Linked DNA regions of Homo sapiens: region 2 is linked to region 1. Evidence: read pairs that join two places in POLR2A ChIA-PET (ENCODE). Cell type or tissue: HepG2. All regions are shown on one strand. Links, peaks and the distances in the headings refer to the core of each region. The heading gives the core; the rest is flanking DNA. Region 1 holds the start of TPX2 (TPX2 microtubule nucleation factor). Region 2 holds the start of COX4I2 (cytochrome c oxidase subunit 4I2).

What was found. Peaks named below come from ENCODE experiments on the same cell type or tissue, not always from the same donor. Only the 100,000 strongest peaks of a DNase experiment are listed, where the experiment ranks them.
Region 2: POLR2A ChIA-PET joins it to region 1 with 11 read pairs; 23 of 35 experiments call an interaction of 5 or more read pairs at or near these places.

Annotation. Positions count from the first base shown.
Region 1 is chr20:31,734,771-31,743,097 of GRCh38, reverse strand. TPX2 (TPX2 microtubule nucleation factor) reads right to left here and starts at 3,808. Exons shown (of 18, transcript NM_012112.5): 1 at 3,477-3,808; 2 at 451-557. RefSeq lists enhancers at 3,496-3,655, 3,746-3,795. In HepG2, for the core only: CTCF peaks have their summits at 3,615 and 3,957; DNase peaks (open chromatin) are centred at 2,307 and 3,897; H3K4me3 peaks cover 3,302 bases; H3K27me3 peaks cover 323 bases.
Region 2 is chr20:31,630,880-31,639,206 of GRCh38, reverse strand. It overlaps COX4I2 (cytochrome c oxidase subunit 4I2), which reads right to left and starts at 1,295. Exons shown (of 5, transcript NM_032609.3): 1 at 1,245-1,295; 2 at 108-189. The coding sequence starts at 189. RefSeq lists a silencer at 1,235-1,374 and enhancers at 4,503-5,003, 5,004-5,504. In HepG2, for the core only: a CTCF peak has its summit at 4,778 (motif pointing left); a DNase peak (open chromatin) is centred at 4,756; H3K27me3 peaks cover 797 bases.

The DNA of each region.
Region 1 (8,327 bases), core at 11-8,010:
AGATTACAGATGCGCACCACCACACCCAGCTAATTTTTGTATTTTTAGTAGAGATGGGGTTTTGCCATGTTGGCCAGCCGGTTTCAAACTCTTGACCTCAGGTGATCCGCCTGCCTCAGCCTCCCAAAGTGCTGGGATTACAGACATAAGCCACAGTAACCGGCCGCATATGAGAATTTTGATATCCTGGGAAGGTCTTAGAACCAATTCCCCATGGATATCAAGGAATGACTATATAGACATAGAAAAAAATTATAAAGAAATCTATCAAAAGGCTAACCATGGTTTATCTGAGAGGTGGGATAGTGGGTGATTTTATTTTCTTTTTGCTTTTCATAATAAATAAATTTCCTTCCAAAATATGTGTTACTTTATAAAATTACATTAGTCATTTAAACACTTATGAAGCTGATATATTAATGTTCCTTATTCCTATGGTCACTGCCTTACCTGTGGTTTAATCAGTCTATCAGGCCTACAGGTCTGACTCAAAGTTGCAATCTTCTCTTTCACCCCTTTTCTGAAATCTTGAAGTCTGGCAAATATGTATCAAGAACCTGGAAGAAGCAGAAAAGTGATGAAACAGGTTCCAAGTTCTCTGTAGTAAAAAAGGGTTAACAGGCCGGGAGCAGTGGCTCACGCCTATAATCCCAGCACTTTGGGAGGCCAAGGCAGGTGGATCACTTGAGGTCAGGAGTTCAAGACCAGCCTGGCCAACATGGTGAAACCCCATCTCTACTAAAAATACAAAAATTAGCCAGGCATGGTGGTGCACGCCTGCAATCCCAGCTACTCGGGACACTGAGGCAGGAGAATCGCTTGAACCTGGGAAGCGGAAGCTTCAGTGAGCCAAGATTGCGCCAGCCAGTGCACTCCAGCCTGAGCAACACAGTGAGACTGTCTCAAAAAAAAAAAAAAAAAAAGAGCAAACTTTTACTACTTTGTTTTACTAAGTACAAATAACATTATTTTTAATTTCCAAAGTAACCTCTAGATACAATTTTATACTTTTCTCACTGTTCTTTATTCCCCTTTTACCAAGTTTCCCTACACAAACAAAAACGGAAGCCCTCCGCAGTTATCTATCCTTTTTTCACAGAGTACCTTGGGCTGCTGATCTCTACATCTCTGTCTCAAATACAGATCTATTCACAGAATCGCTTGGGTTATGAAATCTCTCTAAGGCCAGGCAAGGTGGCTCACACCTGTAATCCCAGCACTTTGGGAGGCCGAGGCAGGTGGATCACCTGAGATAAGGAGTTTGAGACTAGCCTGGCCAACGTGGTGAAACCCTGTATCTACTAAAAATACAAAAATTAGGCCAGGCACAGTGGCTCACACCTGTAATCCCAGCACTTTGGGAGGCCGAGGCAGGCAGATTACGAGGTCAGGAGATTGAGACCATCCTGGCTAACATGGTGAAACCCCATCTCTATTAAAAATACAAAAAAACTAGCCGGGTGTGGTGGCATGCGCCTGTAGTCCCAGCTACTTGGGAGGCTGAGGCAGGAGAATTGCTTGAACCCAGGAGGCGGAGGTTGCAGTGAGCCGAGAGCGCACCATTGCACTCCAGCCTAGGTAACAAAGTGAGATGCCATCTCAAAAAAAAAATACAAAAATTAGCCGGGTGTGGTGGCAGATCCCTATAATCCCAGCTACTCAAGAGACTGAGGTAGGAGAATTGCTTGAACAGGGGAGGCAGAAGTTGCAGTGAGCTGAAATCGCGCCACTGCACTCCAGCCTGGGCGACAGAGTGAGACTCCGTCTCAAAAAAAAAAAACAAAAACAAAAACAAAAAAAACAACTCTATAGTCAATTTTGCTTCCTAACTTTGCCCATAGCAAAGAAAATTAAGTATGTCAAAGGGCATTTAAATATCCCTCCTCTTTCTCCCAGGAACTCAAAGAGAATTAGGGAAGAGACACAGAAAAAGCTGAAGGAAAATTAACCAGGAGATGTAGATGAGCCCTGAACATCTCCTGGTAACTAAAGAAATGAAATGAAGGACTCTCTCACATAATCCTGGACAAACTTAATTGCAATAAATTAATTTTATCAAGGTTGGAATACACAGATTTATGCATAAGGTTGGCCAAATAAACCCTATTCAGATAATTTGAAAGTCTAAACAAATTTACCAACCTAGTTGAATACAATCCAGTTTTTCATACCCGCAATTTTGTAGTCAATTCAGATAGTGCCTTCCTGCCTACTCAATTCAACAGGTATTTAGTGGGTGATTCCTATGCACTAGGATTGTTTCAGTCCCTGTCTAACCAAACTCTGGTTATCAAGAATTAGACAAGGGTGGCTTTGTGAAGCACAGAAACACAAACTGGCTCTTGAACTCCCTCACCTCTAAATTGTCCAGACACCTAGAATACAAAACAGTAGAGCACCCAGATGGTGTCCTATCTTGCTCTGATTCTCACTTGCCAATTTCAAACCATGTTTTTGTCCCCAAACATACCAAAAAACGTTTGAGTACATCATATATCTGTACACCCATAATATCTCATGCCAATCTGAGCACAGTACCCTCAAAGGTCAACTAAATGGCTGAGTTAGCTGACAGCCACATAATTTTGATCCAAGAATGCCAGCTTAATACTGAACTGACTCACCCAAACCAACCAGGGGGACTCAAGTCTGACGTGGGGGTGATGTAATACACTAAGGCCACAATACAAGAATATCCTTACTACAGCAGCAAGTAGTCCTATTTTTGACAACATTTGATGAGTGAGAGAAATTCAAAGAGAGGCCACAGGATGTCAAGAAAAGGTAAGGGTGAAGCAGGAAGTAAACCAAGAGCTGGTCTTAAAGCAAAATCCAGGAGTCAAAAATCCTCTTCTATCCTAAGTAGGCCTGATTTGGGGGGAGTCCATGTTACTGAACTACTAGAAAATTATATGTGGAAAACCAGACGTTATATGTCAAGAAAATAGGGGGTAAACCAATTCTACATTATAACCTGGTTTGGTTTTCCTTCCCCCCTCCAATCTATAAATGTTGAGAAAGGAAATGAGAAAGGGAATAATATCTGGTGATTCCATACAAAAAGAGAGCTGGACAAATATGGATAACATATAATGAATTTTAAATCCCAAATAGAAGACAACTCCAAGTGGACTTAAACTCTCCCTCAATTATGTTCTCACACCATCTAATTATCTTCCTGTTTTAGACAACAGTTTTGAAATGTACTTATTTGTGACTACCTCTGTTTTCCTCCATCAAACGCCACACTTCCTGAGGGCATGGCTACTGTATCACCCATTTCTCGAAATTTATCTAGATTCTGGGCCTCAGTTTCCTCCTCCTTCCTCCTTCCTCAGTTTCTGTCAAGAGGGACCAAGAATAGCACCAACTACATTGGCTTGGCGAGGAAATTAAATGAGAACGGGCATGCAGGGTGCTTAGTTCAGTCAATGTTTATAACCTGTTAGCATGGTAATAACAATAATTATCGTTACCGTTATTAGCCGACAGCCTCCCGCAACTCTTTTTTTCCTCCGTTTCCCGGACGGACTTCACAGCAAAATCCTGTCGCCAAGAGAAGCGTGGCCCGAAGCCCCTGCTCGCACCCTGCCCCGCCTAGGCGGCGACCGAGCACCGCAACCGCCTCAGAAGCCAGGCCTAGCGGCGCGAACGGCGCTAGGGGCTGGAAGGTGAACTTCAGCCGTTCCAAACTCCGGGAGGAGGGAGACCCGCGCCCTAGCTGCTCCCTCTTTTCTTCCCACGGCTCACCTAGCCTCGCCTCAGATCTGACAACGAAGCGCGAGCCAACCCGCCGCGGGACTCATTCAGTATCGTTGAAATTTTGAACCCAGGCAGCCTAGTCGAATGCACCAATCAGAGCGCCGGGAAAGCAATTCCAGGCTCCCGATTGGCCCTACAGACCGCAGCAATACCGGAAGTCAGAAGGAGGTACCAGCGAACAACGCGGCCCGGAGTTCCTGGGAAGTGTAGTCTCCTGCGCCTGCGTGAGTCCACTGGAACAGCTCTTAGGAGTACGTTATTACAAAGACCGGAGTGCTCTGCTCCAAACTATTTGGGAAAGGTGGTACCAACTGAAGAGGTGGAGAGTCAACCTAGATCACAGAATGGCGCGCATCCTGGACCTCTCCAAGTTTTCAGGGAAGAAAACTCTATTTTTAAAAATTATTCTCGTTATGGTTGTGCATTATCCCTTGAAGGTTCAGGGAGTTCACTTCGTCTTAACATGGAGTCGCCTGCATGCAACATAGACTCGCCCGTAGCGTCCTTCCCAATAGTGCAGGAGTCTTTGAAACCTTTTACCCAGTCCCTGCCCTGATCTTATGAAACCCGCGGTTCGTTGGGAGCTTTATCCGGTTTTATTCCCAACTGCATCCCGGCTTTATGATCCCCATGTCGTAAAAAGAAAACAAAGTCTAGGAGAAGTTGAACAAACATGTCCAAAATCACATAATAAATGGAGAAGATGGGATTCGAATTAAGAAGGTCTGTTCTTTTTATACACCACCGATAATTAATTAGAGGCCGGGCTTCGTGGCGCTCACCTATAATCCCAGCTCCACAGGAGGCTAAAGCAGAAGGATCCCTTGAGACCAAGAGTTCCAGAACAGCGTAGACATCATAACGAGACCACCCCCACCATCTTAATTTTTTTTAATCAATTAGAAAATAGCAGCAACAAGAACAACAAAACAACCCCCTTCATAATACCAGCAAAAGCTAAAGATTCAAAAATTAAGCCTAGGCTGGGTGCGGTAGCTCACGCATGTAATCCCAGCACTTTGGGAGGCCGAGACAGGCAGATCACTTGAGGCGATGAGTTCGAGACCAGCCTGGCCAAAATGTTGAAACCCCCCCCCATCTCTACTAAAAATACAAAAATTAGCCGGGCGTGCTCGCGCGTGCCTGTAATCACAGCTACTTGGGAGGTTGAGGCAGGAGAATCACTTGAACCCAGGAGGCGGAGGTTGCAGTGAGCCAAGATTGCACCACTGCACTCCAGCCTGGGCAACAGAGCGAGACTCTGTCTCAAAACAAAAAAAAAAAGGTCAAGGCAATTCCAATGAAAGTCCCAGTGGGTTCTGTTCTGGAATTTGCCAAGTTAATTCTAAAGTTCCTATGGAAGAGTACAAGTACTGGCATCTTGAATTTTGAAAAAGATTGGGGGATTTATGTACAGATTTTGTACATATTAACATGAAATTATAGTAATTTTTAAAGTATGGTTCAGTTAATTCACACCCATGGGGGTGCAATCGGCAAAATCCAGACAGGAAAACCACAGGACAATTTAGTTCCTTCAAAACATAAACTGCCAGAGTTTGGTTTTGTTTTCTTTTTGTTGTTGTTGTTTTGTTTCATTTTGTTTTTTGAGACGGAGTTTCGTTCTTGTAGCCCAGGCTGGAGTGCAACGGTGTGATCTCAGCTCACTGCAACCTCCGCCTCCCGGTTTCTCCTGCCTCAGCCTCCCAAGTACCCGGGATTAAAAATGCGCCACCACACCCGGCTAATTTTTATATTTTTTGATAGAGACGGGGTTTCACCATGTTGACCAGGCTAGTCTCGAACACCTGACCTCGGGTGATGCCCCCGCCTCACCCTCCCAAGTGCTGGGACTACAGGTGTGAGCCACCACACCTTTTGTTTTCTTTTTTAAGAGTCCTTGTGTTGTAGAGATACATATAGATACGGTAGGGATGAAATTACTCTGGCACTGGCTTCCAAATAATTGGGAGTAGGCAGTGAAGATAAGTAGGTGGGGATTTAGATGAAACAAGATTAGCTACAAATTGATAATTGTTGAACCTGGTGATGGGTTCATGATACATAAATACATACATATACTCTTGTATGAGTTTGAAATTTTCCACAATTAAAATGGGGTGGTTGCCTGGTGCTACTTGGAAGGCTGAGGCAGGAGAATCACTTAAACCCAGGAGGCAGAGGTTGCAGTGAGCCAAGATGGTGCCATTGCACTCCAGCCTGGGCGACAGAGCAAGACTCTACCTCAAAAACAAAGGGATGGGGGAGTGGTAGTTGTTGTGGTGGTTGTTTTGTTATTTTGAGATAGGGTCTTGCTGTCACCCAGGCTGGAGTGCAGTGGCAGGATCACGGCTCACTCCAACCCCAACCTCCCAGACTCAAGTGATCTTCCCACCTCAGCCTCCCACAGTGCTGGGATTACAGGCATGAGCCATGGCACCTTGTCTAAAAAGAGGTATTTTTGGCCTGGCGCGGTGGCTCACGCCTGTAATCCCAGCACTTTGGGAGACCGAGGCGGGTGGATCACGAGGTCAGGAGACTGAGACCATCCTGGCTAACACGGTGAAACCCTGTCTCTACTAAAAATACAAAAAAAATTAGCCGGGCATGGTGGCGGGTGCCTGTAGTCCCAGCTACTTGGGAGGCTGAGGCAGAAGAATGGCATGAACCCGGGAGGCGGAGCTTGCAGTGAGCCAAGATCGCGCCACTGCACTCCAGCCTGGGTGACTGAGCAAGACTCCGTCTCAAAAAAAAAAAAAGTATTTTTGCTGGGCACAGTGACTCATGCCTGTAATCCCAGCACTTTGGGAGGCCAAGGCGGCCAGATCACCTCAGGTCGGGAGTTCCAGACCAGCCTGACCAACATGGAGAAACCCCGTCTCTACTAAAAATAGAAAATTAACCGGGCATGGTGGCAGGCGCCTGTAATCCCAGCTACTCGGGAGTCTGAGGCAGGAGAATCGCTTGAACCCGGGAGGTGGAGGTTGTGGTGAGCCAGGATCGCGCCATTGCACTCCAGCCTGGGCAACAAGAGTGAAACTCCATCTCAAAAATAAATAAATAAATAAAGGTATTTTTAAGTATGGTATTGTCGTAGAAGTTAAAAGTGGGGGAAATCAGTAGAAGAGTTTAAGAGTCCAGAAACACACTCAGCCAGTTATGGTGGCTCATGCCTGTAATCTTAGCACTTTGGAAAGCAGAGGCGGGAAGATTGCTTGAGCCAGGAGTTTGAAATCAGCCTGGACAACATGGCAAGATACAAAAAACTTTTAAAATTAGCCAGGTGAGGTGGTGCGTACCTGTAGTCCCAGCTACTCAAGAAGCTGAGGTATGAGGATCACTTGAGCTTGGGAGGTCAAGGCTGCAGCGAGCCATGATTCTCCAGCCTGGGCGACAGAGCTGGGTCCTGTCTTTAAAAACAAAAACAAAATCCAGAACTCATGTATATCAGAATTTAGTAGGCCAGGCGCAGTGGCTCACGCCTGTAATCCCAGCACTTCAGGAGGCCGGGGGTGGGGGGCGGGGGCAGATCACTTGAGGTCAGGAGTTCGAGACCAGCCTGGGCAACATGGCAAAACCCCTTCTCTACAAAAAATACAAAACTTAATAGGCCTGGCACAGTGGCTCATGCCTGTAATCCCAGCACTTTGGGAGGCTGAGGAGGGGGGGTCACGAGGTCAGGAGTTTGAGACCAGCCTGGCCAACATAATGAAACCCCGTCTCTACAAAAAATACAAAAATTAGCCAGGTATGGTGGTACGCACCTGTAGTCCCAGCTACTCAGGAGGCTGAGGCAGGAGAATCGCTTGAACCCAGGAGGCAGAGGTTGCAGTGAGCCAAGACCATGCCATTGCACTCCATCCTGGGTGACAGAGTGAGACTCTGTCTCAAAAAAAACAAACAAACAAAAACAAAAATTAGCTGGGCATGGTGGTACTCACCTGTAGTCCCAGCTACTCCAGAGGCTGAGGTGGGAAGATCGTCTGAACCTGGAAGGTGGAGGTTGCAGTGAGCTGAAATCAGGCCACTACACTCCAGCCTGGGAGACAGAGCAAGATCCTGTCCCCCAACCCTCCACTAAAAAAAAGAAGAAACAAAACTGGCCATCAAACACATGAAGGTGCTCAGCCTCACTATAATAAAGGAAATTGAAACAAGAAAGTTCCATTTTTCACCCATCAGATTAACCAAAATTAAAAGTTTGATAGTATCAGAAATTTGTAAGGTAACTCAGCAGGTAGGAGTATAGATGGGTGTGGACAACTATTGACAACTATTTTTTTTTTTTTTGAGACAGAGTCTCTGTCTGTCGCTCAGGCTGGCATGTAGTGGCACAATCTCAGCTCACTACAACTTCTGACTCCTGGGTTCAAACAATTCTTGTGCCTCAGCCTCCCTGAGTAGCTGGGATTACAAGCACCTCACAGCATGCCCGGCTAATTTTTTAATTTTTTTTTTTTTTGAGACAAAATTTCGCTCTTTCACCCAGGCTGGAGTGCAATGGCGTGATCTCGGCTCACTGAACCTCCCCCTTCCGGGAAGTGATTCTCCTGCATCAGCCTCCT
Region 2 (8,327 bases), core at 191-8,190, 100 kb after region 1:
TAGGAACAGGCCCAGGGTGGCATGGAAGGGCAAAGGGGGCAGCCTGCAGAGGGGACCCCTGCCCCTATCTCTGGAGTTAGGCAGGGAGGAAGGAGTCCAGGTCTCACTGGTGCCTTCTGAGCTGTGCATCCCTCGTCTTCCACCTCCACCTTTCCTCAGCACCAAGCTCCAGGCAGCTCTGGGGAGCATCTGGGGGCGTGAAGGTATAGATGAGTTCTGCCCCCACATCACCCTCTGCCCCCAAACCGCAGGGCCAGATGGAAAAATCCTTTTCCACTGGTATGGTAGTGGTAGGGGTGTCCCAGTGTTTCAAGGTCACCCTCATGCCCTTGACCCTTCTAATTTTGTCTGATATCCCCAGCGGGGGGCCAATGGGGGTCCTAGACCTTTGAAGCCCCTTTTTGGGACCTCAATTCACCATCTGAGAAGTGGGAGGAGGCCTAAGTCTTGGGCCAGGGTCTGAAGAGTTTGAGGCTGAGGGCTTGGGTTCTGGTGCCAGCCCCAGCTCAGTCTGGCCAGATTGGAGAACCCCGCTCACTTGTTTGCTCCCCAGAGGAAGCTGGGTGGGGTCCAGGTGGAGAGGGAGCAGTTCTTGAGTCTCTCTTCCCTGCAGGGGCCAGAGGCCCCTGCACCGGCAGAACAGACAGACGGTCTGGCCCCCACCCCTTCCCCCCTAATTGGCTGCCTACGTGCACACAGGCCTGCTCTGCTGGATCTGGTTGGGGTGGGGACTGGGCTTAGCCAGTCTGGCTGAGCCCAGTCTCCCACCCCCAGGGAAGACTCAGGGTTTGGCATCCATGGTGGTGGGGAGGGGCTTTAGAGGATGGGGACTTAACTGGGTCAGAGGGAGGGAGACACACATCTGGGGAAAAGAAGGGGAGTCCCACATCTAGGGAGAGAGAGGGGCACCCAACAAATAGAGTGAGGGAGGGGGCACACTACAGGTGATAAGTGGGAGGGGGCGGCCCACACTTCTGGAAAAGAGGGGCTCCGGCCAGTGATTATGATTAGTGGGTGGGAGAGCTCCACATATCAAGAGAGGGAGGATGTAATCTATATTTGGGGAAAGAGATGGCACACATATGCAGACTCCCCAGGAGTCTTCAACTCTAACCTACAAGAAGCCCCCCAACCCTCTAAGACAGGGACCACTGGGGCGTGACCCAGCGGCGAAGGCAGGAGACCGAGCCGCGCCCCTGACCCGCGCGGGCTTGGGTGGCGGGGTCCTCCCCCAACTCACTCACCTCGCGGGCTCGGCAGTGGGAGCGCGACCTGGGTCTGCCCAGCGAGCAACTGAGAACCCGCTGCGGAGGGACCTGAGTGCGGGCGCCCGCCCCCGGCCCGCCCCACAGCCTTTCTCGGGGCCGCCCCAGCGTGGGAACGTCCTGCTTCGGCAGGGCGTGGGAGCGCACAGCCTGCGTCCCTGGGGGCACCCCGGCCCACAGATTGGGGGGAGGCACTGCAGAGCGCCTCCTGCATCAGTGTCCCTACCGGGGTCCTGCCTCTGGAGACCCTCTGCAGACAGTAGTCCCAAGAACAGGGTCTCCCTGCCTCCTCCACACCTCCCCTCCTTGCTGTTTCTCCCACCTGGGATGTTCTCTTCAGGCCTTTGCAGACGCAAACCTTCCAGCCAGGCCCAATGCCTCCTACTCCAGAAGCATCTTTTAGGCCAGCAGTGGCTCACGCCTGTAATCCTAGCACTTTGGGAGGCCGAGGCGGGAGGATCACCTGAGGTCAGGAGTTTGAGACCAGCCTGCCCAGCATGGCGAAACACCTTCTCTATTAAAAATAGAAAAATTGGGCGGGCGCGGTGGCTCATGCCTGTAATCTCAGCGCTTTGGGAGGCCAAGGCAGGCAAATCACGAGGTCAGGAGTTTGAGACAGCTTAGCCAACATGGTGAAACCCCATCTTTACTAAGAATACAAAAATTAGCTGGGCGTGGTGGCACGCACCTGTAATCCCAGCTACTCAGGAGGCTGAGGCAGGAGAATCGCTTGAACCCGGGAGGCGGAGGTTGCGGTGAGTCGAGATCCGGCTACTGCACTCTAGCCTGGGCAGCAGAGCTAGACTCCATCTCAAAAAAAAAAAAAAAAAAAAAAAAAGTTAGCAGGGCGTGGTGGCGCGCACCTATAGTCCCAGCTTCACAGAGGGCTGAGGCAGGAGAATCACTTGAACCTGGGAAGCGGCTGTTGCAGTGAGCCGAGATCGGGCCACTGCACTCCAGCCTGGGCAACAGAACAAGACTCTGTCTCAGAAAAAAAGAAAAAGAAAAAGAAAAAAAAAATTCCCAGCACTTTGGGAGGCCAAGGGGGGCAGATCATGAGGTCAGGAGATGGAGACCATCCTGGCTAACACAGCGAAACCCCGTCTCTACTAAAAATGCAAACAAAATTAGCCAGGCATGGTGGCAGGCGCCTGTGGTCCCAGCTACTCAGGAGGCTGAGGCAGGAGAATGGCTTGAACCCGCAAGGCAGAGGTTGCGGTGAGCCAAGATCATGCCACTGCACTCGAGCCTAGTGACAGAGCGAGACTCCATCTCAAAAAAAAAAAAAAAAAAAATAGACAAGGCTCAGGCACATTTATTCAAGAATTACTTATAAAACTGGGCGTGGTGGCTCATGCCTGCAATCCCAGCACTCTGGGAGGCGGAGGCGAGCAGATCACCTAACGTCAAGAGTTTGAGACCACCCTGGCCAACGTGGTGAAATCCCGTCTCTACTAAAAATACAAAAATTAGCCGAGTGTGGCAGGGGACACCTATAATTCCAGCTACTCGGGAGGCTGAGGCTAGATAATCGCTTGAACCTGGGAGGCAGACGTTGCAGTGAGCCAAGATCGCACCACTGCACTCCAGCCTGGGTGGTAGAGTGAGACTCCTCAAAAAAAAAAAAAAAAAAAAAAAAACTTAAAAAAAACTTATAAAGACCTGTTTCAGCTGGCATTTATTGCATACTTGTTTACCAGGATAAATGTTGGGGGCTATAGAGCCAAAAAAAACCAGACATAGTTCCTGCCCCCACAGGGCTTACAATTCTGTTCTAGGCAGAGGAAAAGGCCTGTGCAAAGACCCAGAGGCAGGAAAACACAGCATGTTCAAAAAACAGAAGAGACAGGCCAGGTGCAGTGGCTCACGCTGTAATCCCAGCACTTTGGGAGGTCAAGGCAGGTGGATCACAAGATCAGGAGATCGAGACCAGCCTGGCTAACACGGTGAAACCCCATCTCTACCAAAAATACAAAAAATTAGCCAGGCGTGGTGGCATGCACCTGTAGTCCCAGCTACTTGGGAGGCTGAGGCAGGAGAATCGCTTGAACCCGGGAGGTGGAGGTTGCAGTGAGCCAAGATTGCACCATTGCACTCCAGCCTGGGCGACAGAACGAGACTCCGTCTCAAAAAAAAAAAAAAAAACAACTGAACAGAAGAGACAGCCAGGTGCGGTGGCTCATGCCTATAATCCCAGCACTTTGGGAGGCCGAGGCGAATGGATCACCTGAGGTCGGGAGTTTGAGACCAGCCTGGCCAACATGGTGAAACCCCGTCTCTACTAAAAATAAAAAAATTGGCCAGGTGTGGTGGTGCACATCTGTAATCCCAGCTACTCGGGAGGCTGAGGCAGGAGAATCGCTTGAATCTGGGAGGCGGAGGTTGCAGTGAGCCAAGATCCCACCGTTGCACTCCAGCCTGGGCAACAAGAGCGAAACTCCATCTCAAAGCAACAACAAAAACAATAACAAAAGAAGAGAGGTCATCTTGGCCAGAGTGTCATGGTTAAAGGGGAGGCTGGATGGAGGGAGAGGTGGGCTGGACCACCGAGAAGGACCTGTAGGCGGTAGTGAGGAGCTTGGATTTTATTTAAAGAAGGTGATTAAGCTGGCATGGTGGCACACCCCTGTAGTCCCAGGTGCTCAGGAGGCTGAGGCAGGAGGTGGAGGTTGCAGTAAACTGAGATTGCACCACTGCACTCCAACCTGGGCAACAGAATGAGACCCTGTCTCAATAAATAAATAAATAAATAAAATAAAATGAAGGTGGGAGGCAACCAAAGTTAAGAAGAGGAGTGATGTGTTCAAATGAAGCAGAGCACAAGTTCAGTAAATGTGTCCCGGGACTGTTAGTATACGGATGGTGGATGAATGGGAGAGGGCTGGGGGTCCCCTCGGTGGCCTGGAGACCAGAGCTTTCCAGGTCTCCTGGCTCTAGGTCCATGGGGTATGCCCAGCCCCCATGCCTTCCATCAGGGTTCCTATACCCTAGTGAGTCCACAGGGGCCTGCTAAAGACAGTTTCTAAAGGCTGGCCAGGCATGGTGGCTCATGCCTGTAATCTCAGCACTTTGGGGGGCCAAGGTGGGCAGATCACTGGAGGTCAGAAGTTCGAGATTAGCCTGGCCAACATGAAGAAAACCTGTCTCTACTAAAAATACAAAAATTAGCCAAGTGTCGTGGCACATACCTGTAGTACCAGCTACTAGGGAGGCTGAGGCGGAGGTTGCAGTGACCCGAGATCGCACCACTGCACTCCAGCCTGGGCGACACAGCGAGACTCTGTCTCAATAAATAAATAAATAAATAAATAAATAAAGGGAGGGGGCTTAGTCCTGGGGGCAGATGAGCCTAGAAGGCGAGGGGCTCAAGGGAAGGTGTTAGAGGGACCCTAGAGTGCACATCACCTCCATTCTAGACGCTGCCAGAGACAAAACTTTGAGAAGGCAGCTTGGGAGTCTTCCCGAGTTCCAAGAGTCCAGCTCCCAGAACTGACCATGTTGGGCCCAGCGCCCTCTGCTGGTCACTCTGGGAGCTGCTCCTCCCCTTCCCCAACCAAGGTAATTCCAAACGTGAGAGACCCCCAAAAGGATCACCTTGGCCAGGCACCGTGGTTCATGCCTGTACTCCCAGAACTTTGGGAGACCAAGGCGGGTGGATCATCTGACGTCAGGAGCTCGAGACCAGCCTGGCCAACATGGCGAAACCCCGTCTCTAGTAAAAAGACAAAAATTAGCTGGGCGTGGTGGGGGGGGCACTTGTAATCTCAGCTACTTGGGAGGCTGAGGCAGGAGAATCGCTTGAACCCGCGAGGCGGAGGTTGCAGTGAGCCGAAGTCGCACCACTGCACTGCAGCCTGGGCCACAGAGTGAGACTCCCTTTCCAAAAAAAAAAAAAAAAAAAAAGGACCACCCCTTACCTCGGTCACTGAGCAGGATGTTCTACAGAACAGCCCTATGGACAGAGGACAGGGGAAGACACTCCTTCTTTAAGAACCTGGAGGAGAGCATGCCTTGTCTTTTTTTTTTTTTTTTTTTAAGCTTTGTAGAGACAGGGTCTTGTTATGTTGCCCAGGTTAGTCTTGAACTCCTGAGCTCAAGGGATCCTCCTGCCTTGGTCTCCCAAAGAGCTGGGATTATAGGCGTGAACCACTGCGCCAGGCGGAAGGTCATGAGTCTTGCCAGACCTTTTTCAGGGTGGCTGGGAGGGCGGTGGCTGCACTGGAGTGAGTGGCCTGTGTCTATGCATGGCTCTACTACAGCCACTCTGGCCAAGCGGCACCATTTCTGGGCCTCAGTTTCCCCCATCTCCTCAGTTTCACAGGGTCTTCCAAGGGAAGGCATTTGGGAAAGGCGATCCTCTGTTCTTCCCTGCCCTCTTCCGCCCCCGCCTCTGTGGGAACATCAGGCTCCAGAAGTTGAGTGATGCTGTGATAAGGAACATCTGTGGGGGAAGCCCAGCCCCGGACTGAGGGCCATGGGGTGGAGGCCGGCCCTGAGTAGCTCACGGTGAATATAGCCTGCAGGACAACTGCGGAGCCTCCTTTCAAGGTCCTGAACCTGGGAAGAGACGGACTGTCCCTTAAGGCAGGCCACTCGGGGTCCCAGAGCCGAGGAATAAGGGTCTTCTCCTGGAACCGCGGGGGGTCCAAGGGTGGAAGGGACTCCGGACACGGCATTCAGGCCACTTGTCGTGACAGGCCCGACATGCTGAGAGCTCTGGGATAGGCTGAGACCTGCCAGCAGGAGGGATGGCAGCTCACGCTCACTTGATCAGCTCCAGGGAGCCCCCAGATTCTGCCCAGATGCAAAGACCTGAGCCATGGCCTCAGCATCCCCCCACCAGCCAGGCTCTAGGTATCACACAGGACCCACCTCCGGCCTGCCAGCCCAGAGGGGATACTGTGGAAGAGCTAGGCCTCACGCAGGACCCTAAGGTGAAAATAGGAAGAGGAGCTGGACAAAGCGTCACAGACCCAGACCCCCAGCCCTTCAGGAGGCCCGGGAGCCCCTTGAACCCAGGGAGGAGGTCTAGTACAGGAGGAGCGGGGAGAGGCGAGAGTGGGCAGAGCTAACCACAAGGAGCGGGGCCAGGCGACAGCAAGGGAACCGGGCGCCGAGGGGGCAGAGCCAGCGAGCCGATGGGCGAGGTCAGTGAGCCGAGGGCCCTGGCCAGGAGCGGAGAGCAAGGCCCACCCAGCTCACCTGTGGGAGCGGAGGCTCTGCGGAGCTATGGGAATCACCGAACGCTGAGGGTGTCTCGGCAGCAGCTCAGGCTCGGAGGACGTCGCGGGAAGACCCGCAGCTCTGGTGGACCGTCCAGCAAGCGCTTCTAAAACCGTGGACAGACACGCCAGGCCAGAACCAACACTGAGGGCTGGGCACGGTGGCTCGCCCCTGTAATCCTAGCACTTTGGGAAGCTGAGGTGGGAGGATTGCTTGAGATCAGTAGTTCAAGACCAGCCTGGGCAAAATGGTGAGACCTTGTCTCTATATAAAAAAAAAAAAAAAAAAAAATCAAAAAATTAGCAGGATGTGGTGGCGCACACCTGCAGTCCCAACTAAGGAGGCTGAGGTGGGAGGAGTGCTTGAACCTGGGAGGTCGAGGCTGCAGTGAGCTGTGATTGCACCACTACATTCCAGCCTGGGTGACAGAGCAAGATCCTGTCTCAAAAAAACAAACTGACGTTGAGCTGGGACTGCCATAGGAGTGGATGGCCACTAATGGCAGGTTTCCTGGCCTGCCGCAGAACCCATAGCATGATCGGGGTAGATGAATGCCCTTGGCTAGATTTCACCGGGACAGGACAGGACAGGTGGCCTAGAGATGGAAACTTCCTGGGGCAGGTCAGATCTCTTCATACCATTGCCGTCTCCTCCTCCCTACCAGGGCAGACACACTAGAGGAGTGGGGCTGAGGGAGGCGTCCAACCTGGCAAAGGGGCTGAGGTGGTGAGATCTGGGAGTGCAGGTGTCACATCAGCCCTAGGGGTAGGCACTAGTGCCTTCACATCCTGGAGGCCAGGGCCTCTGTCTTCTCTGAGACACAATTGGCTCCTGCACATGGGCATGGGTATTTGGCCCCCAGATGTGGGGACAGCCTATGTGGGGACAGCCTCATGGTATCCTTGAGCCTTTCTTGGCACCGCTGGCTTCCCAATAAACTCCTTAGCCTGACGTTCAAGGTCCCCACTACCAAACCTTCCAAATACAGCTTCTTCATCAGCCTCTCTTGCTCTCCCACCATGCCCCAGCCACACTGGGCTTCAGTTCCTAGAACACACCCACCTTGCCCATGACAGGGCCTTTGTAATTGCTCTTCCCTCTGCTGAAATGCTCTTCTCTCAAGGGCAAGTCTTATTCCCACTCACCTGTTCCATCTGAGAGAGCTCTACCGGAGCAATACACCCGGCCTCTCACCCACAGACCAAAGCTATGCTTTACAAACTAGTTTATCAGGAATTGTGGCAAATTGTATTTTCAAAGAAGATAGCCTATCAATATCTCCAATTCGACATGCTCATTGTACAATTATGACCTTGACACTTGAGTGTGGGATCTATGTCCCCCTTCCTTCAGCCTGGATGTACCTTTGTGACAGCATTAAACAGCAGAATATGGTGAAAGTTGCTATGTGACTTCTAGATCATAAAAATGCCATGTGGGCCCGGGTGGGGTGGCTCACGCCTGTAATCCCAGCACTTTGGGAGGCTGAGGTGGGTGGATTGTGAGGTCAGGAGTTCAAGACCAGCCTGGCCAAAATGGTGAAACCCCATCTCTGCTAAAAATACAAAAAAATAGGCTCAACGCCGTGGCTCATGCCTGTAATCCCAGCACTTTGGGAGGCCGAGGCAGGTGGATAACCTGAGATCAGGAGTTCGAGACCAGGCTGACCAACATGATGAAACCCTGTCTCTGCTAAAAATACAAAAATTAGCCGGGCGTGGTGGTGGGCGCCTGTAACCCCAACTACTCAGGAACCTGAGGCAGGAGAATCGCTTGAACCCGGGAGGCGGAGGTTGCAGTGAGCTGAGATCGCACCACTGCACTGCAGCCTGGGTAACA